Regions from separate parts of the Homo sapiens genome. Here region 2 is linked to region 1. The links are chromatin contacts, found by POLR2A ChIA-PET in ENCODE. All regions are on one chromosome and are shown on one strand. Each heading gives the region's core, a stretch centred on a gene start or an enhancer-like site at or near the end of the contact. The rest is flanking DNA. Distances are from core to core; before and after follow the strand shown. Region 1 overlaps CRTC3 (CREB regulated transcription coactivator 3). Region 2 has its middle 39 kb from the start of FURIN.

Region 1 (6,068 bases), core at 1,408-3,907:
TAAGATACTGAGTTTCGTAAAGCCAATTAAAACATTGTTGGAGATCTATGGAAATGACACTCAAAGCCATTGACAAATGAGGGTCAGACACAGTTCATTTATTTACTCAGTACCAGGGACTGTTTTCTTTTCTCTAAATCTTTATAATCTGGAATTTAATTTTTATAATCTAAAAATAAACAACTAAATTAGGTTTATATGTCACAGAGGTGAGACCCTAGGGGGGACATGATGAATGAGGAGCATCTTGCAAGACGCACAGCTCTCTGTCATCATCCTGCAGCTCCTTTTCTGGGCAAGCCCTTTTAGGCCATGAATAAAATCACAAAAAGGTAAAACATCAATAAACATCTAATCCACTAGAACAGAAATTAATAAATGGCTTCAAGGTTGACTGCATTCCTTCAGTGCTTCGAAGAATTCCCAACAAATCTTGGATATGAAAAGGGACTAAAAACAATGAACTCTAAGAAAACAGTCCCCATTAAGGCACTGGAGTCTGCCCCAACCATGTTCTTATAACCAACCTCTTGTGAGAAGTAGCCTTGAGCTGTGTGTGATGACACCTTACTCAGTCCTTCAAACTTTTCCCAGCATTTGACAGTACCTTTCAGGGCAATTTTTATTTATTTTTATTTATTTTTATTTTTATTTTTTTTTTGGAGACGGAGTCTCGCTCTGTCGCCAGGCTGGAGTGCAGTGGTGTGACCTCGGCTCACTGCAAACCTCCGCCTCCTGGGTTCAAGCGATTCTCCTGCCTCAGCCTCCCGAGTAGCTGGGACTACAGGCACCCACCACCACACCCAGCTAATTTTTTTTTTTGTATTTTTAGTAGAGATGGAATTTTGCCGCATTGTCCAGGCTGGTCTCAATGATTATCATTATATTAATGATTAAGTCAGGTAACATTTGAAGAAAAGAGAATCAACAAGGATGTTGACAAAATACGCTCTTCAAAAGAGAGTGATGTAAATATCAGGATTAAGAGAGACACCTGGGAACACTGACAAAGCATGGCCTGGTTTAGCAGAAATGACTGCTGCCCTGGTGGTACTGGACAGGTTGCCTGAAGAGCATTGTATCCTCCCCTTACCGTGCTGTCAAATAAGTTAGACCGCTACCCATACTTAATTCATTCTAGAAGTCCACAACTGCATTTATATCATCAGTTTTATTAAATACAAGATAAACTTATTTTAGAGTTTTTGTTTCAAAGTCTTTTCTCAAAATTTACTAGGAAAGTTTGGGCCCTGTGTCATGTGACTTCTTTCTGGGGTCCATTATTCTTGGGTACCCGGCCATCTTGTGTGGGGCTAAGACAGGATAGTCATGACAGTCACACTGGAGCTTCTGTGGCCACTGGAACTCAACAGCATTCCTGGTTCTGAGTAGTCACTGGTGTCCCTAACTTGGAATCCCCTTCCTGACATCAGATCACTTAACTCCTGAGGGCTGGCCCTTGTTTTCTGGTCTCTTTCTGAGAATAAAAAGTATTTACTTGTTCTGTGACCCAGCATTCTTGTTTTACCTGGCACGACTGAGAGAGTTAAAGCAGAAAGCCCTGGAATGGTCCCTTTATACAGGTTGTTTCATAGCATTAAAGAGCCAACAGCCGTCCCGGCAGCTGCCCAGCCTCAGATCCTCTTGGTTGTTGGTTCCTCTTTGTCCCCCATTTCCATCCCACAACCAAGGAGCTTCACTGCCACCATGTCTTCCAGCTAATACTCCTCTTCTCAATACTTTCCCCATTTCATCGTTGTTGCAGGTTCTCTCCTCATCCCTCTTCTTCCATTCTCTCCTTTGCCAAGCCTGCAGAGCCCCCCTGCCCTGGCCTCAATTGTCTACATTTTACTTCCTACCATCCCCTTGACTCAGCCTACACTCCAGTTGAAAAGAGTTGCTCCACTCTTACCTTCCCCTCTCTTGGAATTCCCTTCTCCTGTGTCTCTAAAGGGCTCCCCCCAGTGCCCAGCTCCAAAGCCCTCCTGGCCTCTTCCTCTTCTGCACTTCATCTCTCAGCAGCATCATACCCTCGGCTCTCTCGGGCTTCCACTCGTTTTTTCCTTCAGTGATCGTTATTTATGTGTTGCCCTTATCCACTGACTAGATTACACATTCGTGAAAGGTTGAATCCATGTCTTACTCATTTCTGCAACTCCCACAGTAGTGCCCAAAGTGGCTTCCCTAGTAGACAGTCCATAAATGAGTCATTTTTGTGTGTTAAATAAGTCAAACATTTTATTTGTTAAATCAGTTTTTACAAAGATAATTTGTTCAGCCAAAGGTAGGTAGGATGGATGCTTTCTCTTTTTGTTGTTGTCTTTGTTTTTTTGGGACAGGGTCTTGTTCTGTTGCCCAGCCTGGAGTGCAGTGGCACCGTCATGACTCAGTGCAGCCTCAGCCTCTCAGGCTCAAGGAGACCTCCCACCTCAGCCTCCCAAGTAGTTGGGACTACAGGTGTGAGCCGCCACACCCAGCTAATTTTTAAATTTTTTGTAGAGACGGGGGTCTCACTATGTTGCCCAGGCTTGTCTCAAACTCCTGGGCTCAAGCGATCCTCCTGCCTCAGCCCCATAAAGTGCTAGGATTATAGGCGTGAGCCACCGTGCCCGGCCTGGATTCCTGCCTTCTCATGCAATGACTGTGCTGCTTTTTTTTTCCCTTTAGTAGCATCTTTCCCTGGCCCATTGAAAGAAGAGAATCTGTTAAATGTTCCGAAGCCACTGCCAAAACAACTGTGGGAGACCAAGGAGGTGGGTGAACAGTACTCAGCTATGTTTGTTGTCACTGAATGTTTGTACTTAGAGGTCATTGAAAAATCCTGCAGAGGTGAAAGCAAGAGGAACTGGGGGAAAAGGAGAAGATTTGTCTGAGAACAGAGATAAGAATATACAAGGGAAGGACGTTTCAAGTAAAAATTATCGCGCTTGTGTCAATGAATTAGCACATTGATCTCTTGGCTTACTAATTTTCATATGAATTGACTTATTTAAAAAAAAAAAAAAAACCCTGCTAAGTCCTCCATATCTTATTTGTTTTGCTAAAAGCTCTGAAACCTGGTTGTAAGTCATAGGCAGATTTTTCTGTTTTTTTAGCCAGCACTTTATACCAGTCTCCAGCTTCTGTCCAGAATTACTGGTATACCAGATAGCTCTTTTTAACTCAAGGGCATTTGACCTGAGTCCTCCAAGAGTCAGTAGACAAGTCATCTGTTTTACTATGATTTCCATGCGCCTTTGAGAATTTGTATCTAAAATTGTGCTAGCTGACCTCCACCTCGGCTCTCTAAACCTCACCCACTGTGGAAGAAAGGGGAGGTCCCACGGTACTTGCCTTGGCCTTTCTTCCCAGAGGGAAGCTGTGTTGACTTTGAAAGAAAACAGTTAATCTGTTCCAGCCCTTAAGGATGCTCTATTGCAATTGTTTGTATTGCCTGTGTACTTAACTATCCCCACCTGTTTAGGATCCCTTTGGCCCAGTTCCATTTTCTTCTGCCAAGTCTACCAGAGTCACCATTAGCATTAGTTGTCTTAAAAGGCTTTTTGTAAAAGCAAGATGTATTTGATGTTTAATCATTTGGGAAGTAAAAAAGAGATATGATTTAAAATTTACATATTTAAACACAGGAGAAGCAACCACACTGTCTTTTGGCTGTGAGAGGCACATGTGGTTGTGGAGGCTTTTATCAGAGGATAACTATGTCTTCTCCACCAAAGAGGGCAGTGGTGTGCCCTCCTCCCTGAGTACCAGGGACTGGTCTCTGGAAAGAGATGTTCATCTCCCTTGGTTCTTGTGGATTTGTAATACTCATTCCTGTCCGTCTGGAGCTTATATTCTAGTTGAAATAGCTTAGTTTCTTCTGACATTCATTTCTTTTTTCACCCTGCTTTTTTCTTTTATTTATTTCATTTCCTCTCAAGCCAATTGGAAAAGAAATGTTTATTTAAAAGCTCTATGTCGTCCAGACCCAGTGGCTCATGCCTGTAATCCCAGCACTTTGGGAGGCCGAGGCGGGTGGATCACCTGAGGTCGGGAGTTTGAGACCAGCCTGGCCAACATGGTGAAACCCCGTCTCTACTAAAAATACAAAAATTAGCCGAGTGTGGTGGTGCATGCCTGTGATCCCAGCTACTCGGGAGGCTGAGGCAGGAGAATCGCTTGAACCCAGGAAGCGGAGGTTGCTGTGAGCTGAGATGTGCCACTGCCACTCCAGCCTGGATGACAAGAGTGAAACTCCGTAAAAAGCTCTATGTGTAAAACATTGGTCTTTTAATGTTAATCCAGAAGGTAAATTGATAAGGCATCAAATTAGGAAAATGTATTAATATTATGCCTCCCTTAGGCCTGGAAGTTTGAGTTTAAAAAAGTCATGCCAAAACCTAAAAGGCTGCTGTGTGAGGACTCTGTCGACACGCAAGCTCTCACTTGCGCCCACTAGAGCCTCAAGGTCCTTACGAAGACACTTTTCAAAAACTTGAATTTGGCTTTACAGCGAGTAAGCCCAGCTTTCATTGTCTCTTCTCAGATTCAGTCCCTGTCAGGACGCCCTCGATCCTGTGATGTTGGAGGTGGCAAGTAAGTAATATTCTTTCTGTTCGTGTTTCAGGGACTATCCTGAAGGTTTTTCCCAAAAGTCTCGCTGCTTTGTTACAGAACTCTCAGAAACGTAACTTGCTATGCATAAATTGAAAGTCAACTGCATTTTCATAAAAACAGCCACTCTCTTTTGATACTCATATTTCATCTGTTTAAACTAATTAAATTACATGACTATAATAACAAACAAAACTTACATAAGTATGTTTGAGAATCACACAACTGACTCTTGGTAAATACACAACTCTCCGGGTAGAAGCAGTGTCAGAAGCAGAAACGTGCAGGAATCGAGAGGAGCCTACCAGCCCCGAGCTGTGGCAGGCTGTGGGCATCGGTGACATCCTGGCCAGGGGAAAAGGGAAGCATCAGTTCACCTGGCAGCTTAATGGCACAGAAGTTAATTAAGAGAGTTTCTGTGAATGTACTTAATGTCACTGAACTGTACACACAGAAATGGTTAAAATGGTAAATTTTATGGTATATTTATTTTACAACAATTTAAAAACATAAATGGAAGATAAATATATTTTCCATTTGCAATACAAAAAAGTTTCTATGAAACCATTAATTTGTTAGTGGATTTAATAGTATGCAACTTCACTCCCTAAAAGGTTTGAGACAACTTACAAAAATATAGTACAAGCAAATGAAAAAGGAAGTTCATGAGGAAGTTGAGTCTAAGAGAGAACGAGGAGATGAGAGAGATAATGAGGCCCTTGCCTTAACAGAAACTGCCTTGGGAGGGCCGGCTGGTGTGCTGCGTGGGACGGTACAGACAGCTGCTGGGGAGGTTCACAGAGAGGACCCCTTGGAACTCGATGGGCTGTGTCCTGAGAGAGCCCCAAGGAGGCTTCCTGGGGCTGTTTATCATAGTGTCCGTGAGAGCAGTCCCACCACTTGGAACTGAAGCCAATTCAGAAACAGCAAGGCTGCAGGGCCAAAATAATGTGGTTTGGAAATGGGATTCTTGCATGATCTGACTTAGTACATACAATCACCAGTGGGTCAGTGGGTGAACTAAATCCACTTCAAGCAGTCATTGAATGTGATTTCCCCCAACAGAGCTTCCTGTGAGTATCTCACAGCAGCGCAGTCAAGGCACTCTCTACTGAGTACCTGGAGCTCAGACATTCTTTCTGGCAGGTTAAACGTAAACTCAGGTGATTTGCTGAGCTGCGCCACGGGTTGATGTTTGCTTCAGAAAGTGGGCAAGCCTGCCAGGACGCATGCCCAACAAAAGACAGGCCGCCGAGAGGTGCAGGACATTCCCATGGAAGGGGCAAGCTTTTCCTCAAGGGAGTCTCCCTCAACCTAGTCTGGTTCAGGGGCTTCCTGGTAAAATGGAAATTTGGAAACAAAAACAAAAACAAAAACAAACATTTTCCTCAAGAATCAATTTTGGCTTAACCATCAGATAACCTTCAGGCTCTGAAAGCCTAACATTATAGAATTGGGCTGCAGTACTTTAGCCC
Region 2 (6,068 bases), core at 1,842-4,341, 210 kb after region 1:
ATTTCAAGGAAAATGAGTAGCGGTAACTTACCCACCTTACTCCACGGTTACTGTGAAGCGCCCAGAAGAGAAGCCATGGATGTGGGCGACGCATTCGAGGTTAGCTTCAGAAGCAGCGGGCGCTGGGTAGCCACATTGACACCCGGTACTAGCGCTTCCTCCTGGGGGTTCCTGGGTCCAAGGGGGTTGTGGCAGTCCTTGCCACAGAGATGCAGAGTCTGCAATGTCCAAATGTGCTTCGTGTGCAGTGGGAGCCTGGCAAGCTGTAACCCTTGTCGTGATTCACGCGTCCCAGGGACACTTGGGGGCCGCTGTGGGCAACCCCCCACACCCCGCTTTTGGTCAGGGCTGTGCCAGCAGAAGGCTGGGGCTGGACAATAGAGGGGATGTTGGGGCCGGGTGGGAGGCGGGAAAGGAGAAGGAGGGAAGTTTAGCAAGGAAAGAGCAGAAACGTCCCAGAGAAATTAAATTTCAGTTTTGTGGTGAACAGCTGGATCCTTTTTCCCATATCCTCACCAAAAAATTCCAATACTATCTTTGTCACCTTGTGTCATGGATCTATTTTGAGCTCTCTCGCGGTTCCTGAGCTCCTGTGTTTAGAGTGCACCAGGCTCTGCCTTCCGGGTTCAAGTCATTTTTTTTTTTGAGATGGAGTCTCGCTCTGTCGTCCCAGGCTGGAGTGCAGTGGCATGATATCGGCTCACTGCAACCTCCGCCTCCCGGGTTCAAGTGATTCTCCTGCCTCAGCCTCTCAAGTAGCTGGGATTACAGGTGCACGCCACCACGCCTGGCTGATTTTTGTATTTTTAGTAGAGGTGGGGGTTTCACTGTGTTGTCCAGGCTGGTCTCAAACTCCTGGCCTCAAATGATCCACCCAGCTAGGCCTCCTAAAGTGCTGGGATTACAGGTGTGAGCCACCGCGCCCGGCCTTGCGATTTTTGTATCTCAGCTCAGCTCTTCACACGAATTCATCCTCACAACCGCAGGGGATTCGGAGGGGTCCAGTAATTTTTCCCTTTTCACAGCCAAAGCAGCTGAATCACCAAGGCCATGAAACGAATGAGGATCTGCCTGATGTTCACCAGGCTGGCCCCTCCAGATCACTGCAAAGTGGGGCAAGATGAGAACAGCGCCAGGGGTTGATGACACCCAGGGCGCCCCAGCAGGACATCCTGGCCCAACTGCCCTCCAGGGTCCCGGTCAGAGGGCCAAGCTTTGCTGCTAGTCATGGCCCAAGTAGCCTGTAGCTTCTTCCCCGGATGGATGTGGGATCCTCCCAGAAAGGCCTGACCCGACCTAATCCCAGTCTCCCCACCTTTTCTGATACTGCTTCCTTACCTGGACCTCTCCACCCGCTGCCCGGCCCACACTCACCACTGGGCTCAGCTCTGCTGGGACACTGCTGCCTGGACCGTGCGTGGATGGGGGCGGGGCGGGGACGAGGGGAGGTGGAGAGGTCACTGCTCCTGGGAGGGCTGGGAGTGGCAGTGAGCCGTTGGTCTGGCCATTCTCCCTCCGTGAGGTTCAAGATCAAAAGTTCCCATGGGAAGGCCACAACCATTTCTTCTGTGAGGCCCGGAAATGATAATGGGTTCCTCATACTAAAAGACTTTCCTGGCCAGGTGCGGCGGCTCGCGCCTATAATCCCAGCACTTGGGGAGGCCGAGGCCGGCGGATCACTAGAGATCAGGAGTTAGAGACCAGCCTGGCCAACATGGTGAAACCTTATCTCTACTAAAAATACAAAATTAGCCGAGCGTGGTGGTACATGCCTGTAGTCCCAGCTACTCGAGAGGCTGAGGCACGCGAATTGCTTGAACCCAGGAAGTGGAGGTTGCAGCAAACCGAGATCATGCCACTGCACTCCAGCCTGGGGGACAGAGTGAACTCTGTCTCAAAAAAAAATATTAAAATTTAGCCTGGTGCAGTGGCTTATGCCTATAATCTCAGCACTTTGGGAGGCCGAGGTGGGCAGATCACGAGGTCAGGGGATCGAGAACATTCTTGCTAACATGGTGAAACCCTTTCTCTACTAAAAATAGAAAAAATTAGCAGGGTGTTGTGGCACATGCCTGTAGTCCCAGCTACTTGGGAAACTGAGGCAGGAGAATCACTTGAACCCAGAAGGTGGAGGTTGCAGTGAGCTGAGATTGCGCCACTGCACTCCAGCCTGGGCGACAGAGCAAGACTCCGTCTTAAAAAAAAAAAAATTAAAATTAAATTTTTAAGACCTTCCTGCTCCCTGAAGTGGGCCACCCTGATCCCAGCCCCCAGGTCTGGAGTCACCATTTCCAGTTCTTCAAACCTGCCTGTTGCCGACATGCTGGGTGACCTTGGGCAAGTCACTTCGCCTCTCTGTGCCTCGAGGCCTCACCAATAGAATGACCCTCACTGGAAGCTGATAATCAAGTCCGCCCACCCACTTGGACATTCCAGGACTGTTCAATTTCAGTGCCATATAGACTTACATAAGCAGGGCTGCATTTCTTTAATTTGAGTAAAATGCAAATGCTCCTGGTGGATGAGTCTGCACTTCTCAACCCCAAGCCTGCTCAGGTGCATCACTTGGGCGGGAGGGAGAGGTCCCACCCAGACCCACGGACCTCTGCTCTTGGGGTGGACAGGCCCTGGAGATTGGCATTTTGCAGAGCCTCCTGAGGAGGGGAGTTCAGACTTTAGAAGGCAGAATGAGGGGCGAACTCCCCAACCCCAATACCTGACCACATGCACAACAATGACAAATTTTTGGGAAAAGAGTGAGCCAACAGGCCAAGGTGGGTGGATCACCTGAGGTCAGGAATCCAAGACCATCCTGGCAAACATGGTGAAACCCCATCTCTACTAAAAATACAAAAATGAGCTGGCTGTGATGGTACGCTTGTGGTCCCAGCTACTCAGGAGGCTGAGGCAGGAGAATTGCTTGCACCCAGGAGGCGGAGGTTGCAGTGAGCCGAGATCTTGCCACTGCACTCCAGTCTGGGTGACAGAGTGAGAAGGGACCTCCAAGGCTATCGTGTTCAGCTGCTGGGGTGAGGAGTAGGGCAGAAGGCTGGGCACAGGATGTTTAGGGGATGACAGGACAGAGAAGACCTGTGGCCCCCAGCAGGGTGGCCTCAGCCGGGGGGACTTTCCCACCCACCTCTGCGCACTCAGGCTACCCAACTGAAAACAATGCAGCCTCAAAACTGCCCTTCTTCGGGGAAGACAGGAAGGTTCCCGTAGCAGAACAAGTAAAACGTCAGGAGTTAGCTAACCGAGCAAGATGAAAAAAACTTGCAACGCCTCCCTACACGCAAGTGCCAGGAAAGGGAAGGAAATCACACAGGGGCACAGCTGAAAGCCAGCAGAGCCAAGGACCTGAGTGGCTTTCTTGGAACTGATAGCTTCGCGCTAGACAAAAGTGAATGAGAATATGAACCAGGTATAAAAAGCACGAGCCGGGTGCAGTGGTGCGCGCCTGTCAGGCCCACCTGCTAGGGGGGCCAAGTGGGAGGATCACTTGAGCCCAGGGGTTTGAGACCAGCCTGGGCAACCTTGTGAAGCCCCATTTCTTAAAAAAAAAAAAAAAAGTTGAATGAAAAGAGCACAAAGAAGAGATGACAGGCCAGGCACGGTGGCTCACGCCTGTAATCCCAACACTTTGGGAGGCCAAGGCGGACAGATCACCTGAGGCCAGGAGTTTGAGACCATCCTGGCCAACATGGTGAAACCCTGTTTCTACTAAAAATACAAAAATTAGGCGGGTGTGGTGGCGGGCGCCTGTAATCCCAGCTACTCAGGAGGCTGAGGCAGGAGAATGGTGTGAACCCAGGAGGCAGAGGTTGCAGTGAGCCAAGATTGCACCACTGCACTCCAGCCTTGGTGACAGAGCGAGACTCTGTCTCAAAGAAAAGAAAAAAAGGAGAGATGACAAAAAAAATATATATATCAGGAAATGCAAAGAAACTGCAGAGGGGAGGAAACGCATTAACCAAAACAGGACCATGACACATCTAAAAACAGAGTTACAACATAGTACATGCATCTGAAAAGCAAGGGAATAGTGTGGGAGAGAAACTTGAAATAATTGCAGTGAATTTAGAGAAAAAGACAAATTAAAACAATTAGAGAGAAAATGACCATTATGGGTCCCAGACCTTCCAACATCAGGGTGACTGCACTCCCTGAAGTAGATTATCCAACAACTGAAACAAAAAGCTATTTAGAGAAAGTCTTCCTGAAACGAAGAACCAACTCTACAGACTGCGAGGGCATGACTACTCCAGGGAAGCAAATTCACAATGACCAACATAGGAACATACTGGCTGAGTTAGTGAACTTTTTTTTTTTTTTTTTTCAAGACAGAGTTTCGCTCTTGTTGCCAGGCTGGAGTGCAATGGCAAGATCTCAGCTCACCACCACCTCTGCCTCCCCGATTCAAGCGATTCTCCTGCCTCAGCCTCCCGAGTAGCTGGGATTACAAGCATGTGCCACCATGCCCAGCTATTTTTGTATTTTTAGCAGAGACAGGGTTTCTCCATGTTGGTCAGGCAGGTTTCGAACTCCCGACCTCAGGTGATCAGCCCGCCTCGGCCTCCCAAAGTGCTAGGATTACAGGCATGTGCCACTGCGCCCGGCCAAGTTACTGAACTTTAAGGATAAAGAAAAAACTCTTCAGGCACCTGGACAAAATGTCATTAAAGAATGGAATGGAAGGCCGGGTGTGGTGGCTTAAGCCTGTAATCCCAGCACTTTGGGAGGTTGAGGCGGGCAGATCACCTGAGGTCAGGAGTTCAAGACCAGCCTGACCAACATGGAGAAACCCCCTCTCTACTAAAAATGCAAAATTAGCCGGGCGTGGTGGCGCATGCCTGTAATCCTAGCTACTGAGGAGGCTGAGGCAGGAGAATCGCTTGAACCCCAGAGGCAGGGGTTGCCGTGAGCGGAGATCGCGCCATTGCACTCCAGCCTGGGCAAGAAGAGCAAAACTCCATCTCAAAAATAAATAAATACATTAAAAATAAAAATACAAAAATTATCCAGGCGTGGTGGTGCATGCCTGTAATTCCAGCTACTTGGGAGGCTGAGGCAGGAGAATCACTTGAACCCGGGAGGCAGAGGTTGCAGTGAACCAAGATCACACCACTGCACTCCAGGCTGGGCAACAAGAGCAAAACTCTGCTTCAAAAAAAAAAAAAAAAAAAAAGAATGGAATGGAATCTATTTCAATTTCATTATAAGGCTAAATGCTGATAGCCAGGCATGGTGGCTCATGCCTGTAATCCCAACATTTTGAGAGGCCAGGATGGGTGGATCACTTGAGCTCAGGAGTTTGAGACCAGCCTGGACAACATGGCGAAACTCTGTGTACAAAAATACAAAAATTAGCCAGGCATGATGGCCAGTGCCTGTAATCCCAGCTACTGGGGTGGTTGAGTAGGGAGAATCACTTGAATCCGGGAGGCAGAGGTTAGAGTAAGCTGAGATCACACCATTGCACTCCAGCCTGAGCGACAGAGCAAGACCCCATCTCAAAAAAAAAAAAAAAAAAAAGGCGGCCAGACATGGTGGCTCACGCCTATAATTCCAGCACTTTGGGAGGCTGAGGTGGGTGGATTACTGGAGGTCAGGAGTTCAAGACCAGCCTGGCCAACATGGTGAAACCCCATCTCTACTAAAAATACAAAATTAGCTGGGCGTGGTGGCGTGCGCCTGTAATCTCAGCTACTCAGGAGGCTGAAGCAAGAGAATCACTTGAACCCGGGAGGCAGAAGTTGCAGGCAGAAAGAGTGAAACTCCTTCTCAAAAAAGAAAAAAAAAAAGACTAAATACTGGGAGAATTATGGTTTTAAAGTAAAAGTGTTACAAACCTTGACAAAATCTGAGCGTGGTGGCTCACACCTGTAATCCCAGCACTTTGGGAGGCCAAGGCAGGTGGATCACCTGAGGTCAGGAGTTTGAGACCAGACTGAACCTGGGAGGCAGAGGTTGCAGTGAGCTGAGATCACGCCACTGCACTCCAGCCTGGGTGACAGAGCTAGACTCTGTCTCAAAAATAAATAAATAAAATAAAATAAAAATAAAAATAA

Evidence for each region. ChIA-PET counts read pairs that join two places held with the same protein, here RNA polymerase II (POLR2A).
Region 2: POLR2A ChIA-PET joins it to region 1 with 12 read pairs in H1. The contact joins two enhancer-like sites. POLR2A ChIA-PET finds 5 or more read pairs at or near these places in 3 of 52 experiments (A673, H1 and Panc1).

What each region holds. Positions count from the first base shown.
Region 1 is chr15:90,615,216-90,621,283 of GRCh38, forward strand. CRTC3 (CREB regulated transcription coactivator 3) reads left to right here. Exons shown (of 15, transcript NM_022769.5): 8 at 2,668-2,753; 9 at 4,526-4,575. CRTC3-AS1 (CRTC3 antisense RNA 1) reads right to left here. Exons shown (of 4, transcript NR_120372.1): 4 at 4,794-4,938. Among named protein-coding and RNA genes, the nearest start is that of LINC01585, 42 kb to the right of the region's middle. RefSeq lists an enhancer at 5,591-5,640. Within about 2 kb of position 2,658, at least 4 of the 41 ENCODE cell types and tissues checked have a DNase peak (open chromatin) inside an H3K27ac peak, as active enhancers do.
Region 2 is chr15:90,826,945-90,833,012 of GRCh38, forward strand. No RefSeq gene overlaps it. Among named protein-coding and RNA genes, the nearest start is that of FURIN, 39 kb to the right of the region's middle. RefSeq lists an enhancer at 3,146-3,235. Within about 2 kb of position 3,092, at least 10 of the 41 ENCODE cell types and tissues checked have a DNase peak (open chromatin) inside an H3K27ac peak, as active enhancers do.